Regions from separate parts of the Homo sapiens genome. Here region 1 is linked to region 2. A link is an interaction called in ENCODE POLR2A ChIA-PET data of the cell type or tissue named here. Cell type or tissue: PC-9. All regions are shown on one strand. Links, peaks and the distances in the headings refer to the core of each region. The heading gives the core; the rest is flanking DNA.

The links. ChIA-PET counts read pairs that join two places held together with the same protein. Peaks named below come from ENCODE experiments on the same cell type or tissue, not always from the same donor. Only the 100,000 strongest peaks of a DNase experiment are listed, where the experiment ranks them.
Region 1: POLR2A ChIA-PET joins it to region 2 with 6 read pairs; 2 of 35 experiments call an interaction of 5 or more read pairs at or near these places.

Annotation. Positions count from the first base shown.
Region 1 is chr4:112,921,696-112,924,195 of GRCh38, forward strand. It overlaps a transcript of ANK2 not described here. Among named protein-coding and RNA genes, the nearest start is that of ANK2-AS1, 120 kb to the right of the region's middle. In PC-9, for the core only: no CTCF peak of the experiment used is centred there; no DNase peak of the experiment used is centred there.
Region 2 is chr4:112,172,530-112,176,933 of GRCh38, forward strand. All of the region lies in intron 1 of FAM241A (family with sequence similarity 241 member A), which reads left to right. Among named protein-coding and RNA genes, the nearest start is that of FAM241A, 29 kb to the left of the region's middle. In PC-9, for the core only: no CTCF peak of the experiment used is centred there; a DNase peak (open chromatin) is centred at 1,802; H3K27ac peaks cover 1,695 bases.

The DNA.
Region 1 (2,500 bases), core at 1-2,500, 750 kb after region 2:
TTTGCATTATCCACTATTTTTTCCTGTGTTTAAATGTTTGTTATCATGGCTGCTAAGAAAAGTTTATTACTTTTTCATTGTCAAATGTCAAATAGCATGATCTTCTGTGGATACTACTTAGAATTTATAATAATTAGGCTTTAATTCATTTGTCTTTGAATATGTTTTTCTGGGAACTGACAACTGACAGGTACCAGATGGAATAAAACTCTGGTCTGAAAGAAGTTTCTGATGCTGGTAACCAGCTCCAGTGCTGTTTAGCATTATGGCCTCGAACAACTGACTAACATCTTTGGACCTATTTCCTGAGTTGTTAAATGAAGAAGTAGAACTGGATAACTTCTAAAGTTCCTTTTGATTCAAATATTGTAATTCTTGAAATTGTAGGGCTACTCTAACTCGTCTTAGGTGTGCCCACATACACCAGTTTCTAGAACCTTTGGTTTCCTTTCACTGCAGATTTAGAGAGGGGAGACTGGCTCTTTCTTTAAGAGTTTTTAGGACAGAAAGCATTTTTTGAGTATATCTGTATTGAGCTGCACTTTACTTTTCCTCACACTAACCTCTCTAATTTTCTTAAGTGGTTGTTCAATTCTCCTTTTCATGTAGCCCAAGGGTCCTATATATGGCTCATGGTGTTGCATTCAATCTGTGACTGGGTTTTTTTACTATCCACATGGGCCGCATTTAACAAAATAATTGACAAGGAATATTTACCAACGATGAAATCCTGTTCATCTGATTTAGCCCAACTAGGCTGAATGTTGAGAAACTTTTACCTTCAGCAATGTTCTCAAGACTGTAGAAAAATGATACAAAGAAGTAAAAGACAGGGGATTTGATTTAAAGATACTACAGTGCATATTCAATAATGTAGTTCTGCTAGGAAATATTTGTGATAGTAGCATAGACTGTTTAGCCTTGTGTGACAGAGTCAAAGATGGGGTAAGTCAGTTATTTTGAGCAAAGATTTCATATAGAGCTTATTTGAATATGAAAAGGAAGGTCCTAGAAGCTTGATGTAATAATCAGTGTAGACAATTCAATCTCAGTGTTGTATTTAACCTATTTAACTATGGTCAAAACCTGAAAAACAGCTTTAATTGAAAATGACTCTCTAATATTCCTTGTCACTGATACCAACCTAGCAAAACCCAAGCTACAGTAGAAGAGGAAATAAAGTTCTTATTTTAGGTTATCTCCTCTGTTTCTATTATTATAAAAGATAAGTTGTTTTTACTGTGTCTTAAAAGAAAAGATAATATCTTACATAATGCTAGGATTTTTTTTCTAGCTACAAAAAATACCTTGAATTTATTATTAGACGTGTAGATTTAAATGTCACAAGATATGTACTTCCAAAATAGAGGTGCAGTTTCATCAATCAGCATACCGTAGTGGACACATTATTCTATCTTTAACATTTTTATATTTTGACATTTAGTAGCACTAGATTCAAAGCTAATCCCACTCAACACATAGCACTAAACTAGACATCAGTGAAATTAAATACATTTATATTCCAATACTTTAAAAATTGCTCTAAGGGATAAAATTGAAGAGTTATTTTAAAGTGTTTTTAATGTTGTTGTTTCATTGCCTTTTTCAAATATAATGGTAAAACATTTGCCCTAGTAGAGTGCTGTATGTAGTGGGTACTTAATCTGCTAACTAAAATGTTAAGCTCTATACTGTGGAATTCCTTTCAAAATGAGGCTGATTATAAAGCTAAATGTTGCTGTATTTTTTTTTTTTAATGAGCACCTGTCTAATGAAATCCCCCAAAATAACAAGCTCAAGTGATACATAAAATTGGGGAAAAATAACATGAGCTAGATATTTTTGAAAAGAAAGAAAGACTGTCTTTTGCAAATATGAATTAGATATTAAGCAAAAAATTCATGACTGCTCTAAAATTAGAATGTTCATTTTAAGTACTCCCAAAGGGCCAAGTGCTGAAATTTGAACAGTGAAATGAACAAAATGGGAACTAAAATATTAACATTAAGCAATCTCTTGAGTAAAGTTGTAAAAAATAGTATTGGTCACTTTTACTATGTTGTTAAGTTTTAGATATTGGAATAGAGAGGAAGGAGGAATTTGGAAAGGAATATAATAAAACGCCCAGATTCTTGGAATTTGATTCAAACCAGAAGGAAATGATCTCTGAAATTCAGCACAGATTTTAAAATAATAATTCTTCCAGTTGTGAAACACTTTAGTCGCACCTCTGCTTTAATGACTTGGAAGATAATTCTATAAGTCTCAGTGTAAAAAATGAAGAATGATATATAAAAATGATTTTAAAGTTAATTAAAAAGGTGAAGATATACTGACATTTTAAAACTAAGGGCCTTTTAGATTTCTTGAAACATCTCTAAAAGATGTGAGCTGGCTGGCGCAGTGGCTCACGCCTGTAATCCCAGCACTTTGGGAGGCCGAGGCGTGGGGATCACGAGGTCAGGAGTTCAAGACCAGCCTGGCCAACATGGTGAAACCC
Region 2 (4,404 bases), core at 753-3,252:
GGTTTTTTGCCAATTCTTTTGATTTAGTTTATGACCAAATTGACCTTTTTTGAACTAAATGCCAAGCATTTTGCAGCTCTTAAATGTTGATCACATTTTGCCTTAAAATATATGTATTTGTTTATAAATGTTAACCTCCACACTAGATTGTTAGCTTCTCAAAGTTAAGGATGTAATATTACTTATCTAATACTTTATAGGTACCAGAAAAAATGTTTGTTGAATTGGTTCTAAAGTGTTTTTAAAGCCAAATAATTATAAATGTTATGCTGAATATAAATGACAACATAGTTTTATTTGTTCATTTATGCGTTAATATGTTTATTTATTTGCTGTTTTTTTCTTTCTGGGCTGCCAGATATTTTGTGTTTGTTTTGAGGCAAGGTCTGGCCTTGTCACCCAGGCTGGAGTGCAGTGGTGCGATCTTGGTTCACTGCAGCCTCTGCCTCCTGGGCTGAAGCTATTTTCCTACCTCAGCCTCCTGAGCAGCTGGGACTACAGGCACACACCACCATACCCCGCTAACTTCTGTATTTTTTTGTAGAGTCAGGGTCTCACTATGTTGCCCAGGCTGGTCTTGCACTCCTGAACTCAAATGATCTGCCCACCTTGGCCTCCCAAAGTGCTGAGATTATAGGTGTGAGCCACTATGCCCAGCCCTGCCAGAGATTTAATGTGGGCCATAGAAGGAGGAGACCATTTTAATGTTTACAGAGCATTCTTGATTTACTTTTTATATTTCTACATTTTTTAAGAACTTCCCCAGAGAGTTATAAATAATGATAGAAAGTATTTTAATTGTGCTAAAAGTTTTTCTAAAAAATAGGTTTGAGTGTGACATTTAATGTATTGAAAGCAACTAAGGAAAAAACAGGACTGACTATTCTGAGATTTGGGTTTCTGGTTAACTTTCTTTAGGCTTAATGAAAAAATGAGTTAATTACCAGCTAAAGTACATGGTAGGCTACTGCACAATGATGGAAAATTGCCCACTTAATGATATGTGTGAAAGGATAGTGAAGAAGGAGAAAAAGGGAGCCATTTTAAAATTCATTTAACTTCAAATATATATTTAAAGCCTTTTTTTAATGTTAGTAAGAACTGCCTGATTAAATGGATCCTTATAAGTCAAACTTTTATACTGAGAGTTTGATCACAGTACATGTGAAGAATAATAAACACTCTTGAAGGTGCTCACGGTCCCAGGACTGATTCCAGAGAACTAGCTACCTACCATACAGCGTCCTCTGATTCAGCCTCACAGAAGTTGTCTCACAGTTCACCATCAAAAGTAATGTCCAGAAATAACCAAGGTAGGGCTTCCAGAACAATGAGGTAAGGAATTCAGCAGACTGTCTCCTCAGCAAAGCAGCAATTTAACTGTTGAAAATTATGGAGCAAAACAAAATAAAAGTCTTTTAAAGTCTCCAAGAACCATCCTCAAGGTATACAGCAAATAGAGAATTATTCATTCAAGAAAATATACTAAATCTCAGGCTGCAGTTTCACCCTGGAGGAGTAGGCCTCTGGTGTTTTTCAGCTCTCTGCCCCTCCTCCTCCTAGCTCCATGTTGTGGAATCTCAATTCCAGGTAGGTATAGCTGAGACAACCAAGTCTCTCTTCCCCTAACCAGTCTCTAAGCGAGGCACAGCAAGTCCAGAACACGGAGGCCCACCTTCCCCTCCCTGCACTCACTGTAGGGCAGAGGTTCCCTCCCAGGAGAGGTAACCCAGAAAACCAGGGGCTGCTCCCCAACCTCAAGTGTCTAATTTTACAGCAGGGTGTCACCCCAGGGAATGGTGCAATGGTGCAGGAGCCCTGCCCAGGAGGAAAGGCAGATCTGGCTGGGCACGGTGACTCACGCCTGTAATCCCAGCACTTTGGGTGGCTGAAGCCGGTGAGTGAAGAGCTCCATAGATTTCCCTGAGAGGACTTTGTTTACTTGGGAAAGGGAATGGAGAACTTTCCGGGCTAAGTTTGTTGTTGAAAGCAATACAGATCTTGGTGAAGAGCAATTAATAGGAGGCTGATAGCTCCATAATATATCAAAACATATTACTAGTGGCACCGTCAAAACAACACAGCAGCCAGAAGTTTTAAAGAGAGAACCAAGGAAGGAGCCAAGAAGAGCCTTCCTGGGATCAAAGTCAACTGTGAGAATTCGAGAAAGCAGGGCTCATGTGCTAGGCTGCACCCTCTCAGGAGCAATTATGGTAGGATACGGGGTAGACTTGAAAGCATTCTCCATGCTGTACATAGACCCATCAACACAGGACAATAGCCTCAATGGCACAAGGGGCTTAAATTCAACATCTGACTGAAACCAATTGAACAATAAACTATTCTGACCCCTTACTCCTTGGAAACCAGGCTTTAAAGTGACATCACTGTCATCCCTGGCAGTCTGAAAAACTGTGTATATGCCCAAGGCATTTCTCTGTCAGTTGCTAGAGTGGGAATCTCCAAGCTACTAGTCCCTGGCTGAATGTGTAAAGTGCTTACCACAATATCTAGCAGATGGGTGAATTCTGATTAGTGGTAGCTATTATTATTATCATCATCTATAGTCAGAATTCTTGGTTTCAAGTGACAAAAATCCAACTCCTACTAGATTTTGGAAAATAGGAATTTATTGGCTTACGTTATGAAAAAGACCAAAAGTAGATATGCTAGCTATATCTGAGTACTTAAATTATGTCAATGAAACCGTCTCTATCCATTTCTTGGCTTTACTTTATGTTGGCTTTGTTCTTAGCAAGCTTTCCCCCCTAGTAATATGATGGCCTACAACTCACCAGCTATCTAACTACAGTTTGTTTGTTTTTTTCTCAAGCAAAAACAAAAACAACACAGAAAAAACCTGTCTCTTTTTCAATAGTTGCAGTAAAAGTCTTGGCTAGAGCTTTCATTGGCCTGTCTTGAGTTACATTTACGTTCCCAAGAAAATGAAATGTTCAGCCGGGTGTGGTGGCTCACACCGGTACTCCCAGCAATTTGGGAGGCTGAGGTGGGTGGATAACCTGAGGTCAGGAGTTCGAGACCAGCCTGGCCAACATGGTGAAGCCCCATCTCTACTAAAAATACGAAAATTAGCTAGGTGTGGTGGCAGGTGCCTGTAATCCTAGCTACTCAGGAGGCTGAGGCAGGAGAATCGCTTGAACCCGGGAGGCAGAGGTTGCAGTGAGCCGAGATCATGCCATGGCACTCCAGCCTGGGCAACAGAGCGAGACTATCTCAAAAAAAAAAAGAAAGAAAATGAAATGTTCTTATTGGGCAGGCTTGGAGCTGGGGAATGGAGACATCTTCAACCAACACGTGGACTAAAAGCAGGTAAAGTATGGTTTCCCCAAAGTTAAATCAAGTAGAATATATGGTATATATACTAGACAGGCAAAAACAGCAGACTTTCAATACTGCATATGTAATGATATGCATTAACACAACAACATGTAATACTGGACACAGGAAGACAGTTATAAGTGAATCTTAAATCGTCAACTCACTCAGCAAAAGCCTATTTATAGAATGTAGCTTGTGCCCTTTCCAAAGTGAGTAAACAGGTTCTACCAATATTAACGTGCACAAATTGTTCTGTGGGTAGAGATGTTCCATAGAAAACATCCCACTTCAATTTCTATATAATTAAATTGTCGTAACACTTGAAAAAATACAACTGAACTTAATTATCATGAGAAAGATAATCACTAAGGCATTAATTATCTCAGGCAGCATGGTACAATAGAGAATAGAAGTAAAAATCACAAGATATAAATTCTGCCAAAAATAGAGTAATAATAATTACCATATATTGAGTGCTTATTCAAAAAGGTTTTATCTGTTTTCTTATCACAACAACTCTAAAGTAGGTATTATTATACACATTTTATGGGTGAAGAAACTGAGAGTCAGTGGTTAAGTAATTTGCCCAATGTCACACAGCTGATACATGACGGAGCAGGATTTGAATCTGTCCTGTTTGCTACGAAAGCCTTGGTTTTTTGTTAATGGGCTATGGGACTTAACCTCTTCATTCCTAATTTCTAAAGTAAGAGACTGTGCTTTAATTATCTTTGAAGATGCTTCTCAAAAATCCAGTGATTACTTAAGGGTTTACCTTTAATTTCTCATCATTAATTTGGGGTATCTTTTAAGAAGGATTTTGAATCAGTTAGAACACCCCTCTATTTTTATGTATGTCTTTAATCATGGACCAAAAAAAGAGTATCACTGCTTTGGTGAGAACACTCTTCGTGTGCATGTCATAGTCAGTACTCTCTGTATAACCACAAAGGAAACTGTACATTTGACAAATGTTTTTCCATTGGGACCTCACATACAAAGAATAAATTTTGGCAAAGACAAAAGTGATTAACGATAGAACAGGAAAAAAAAGCTCCATCTATA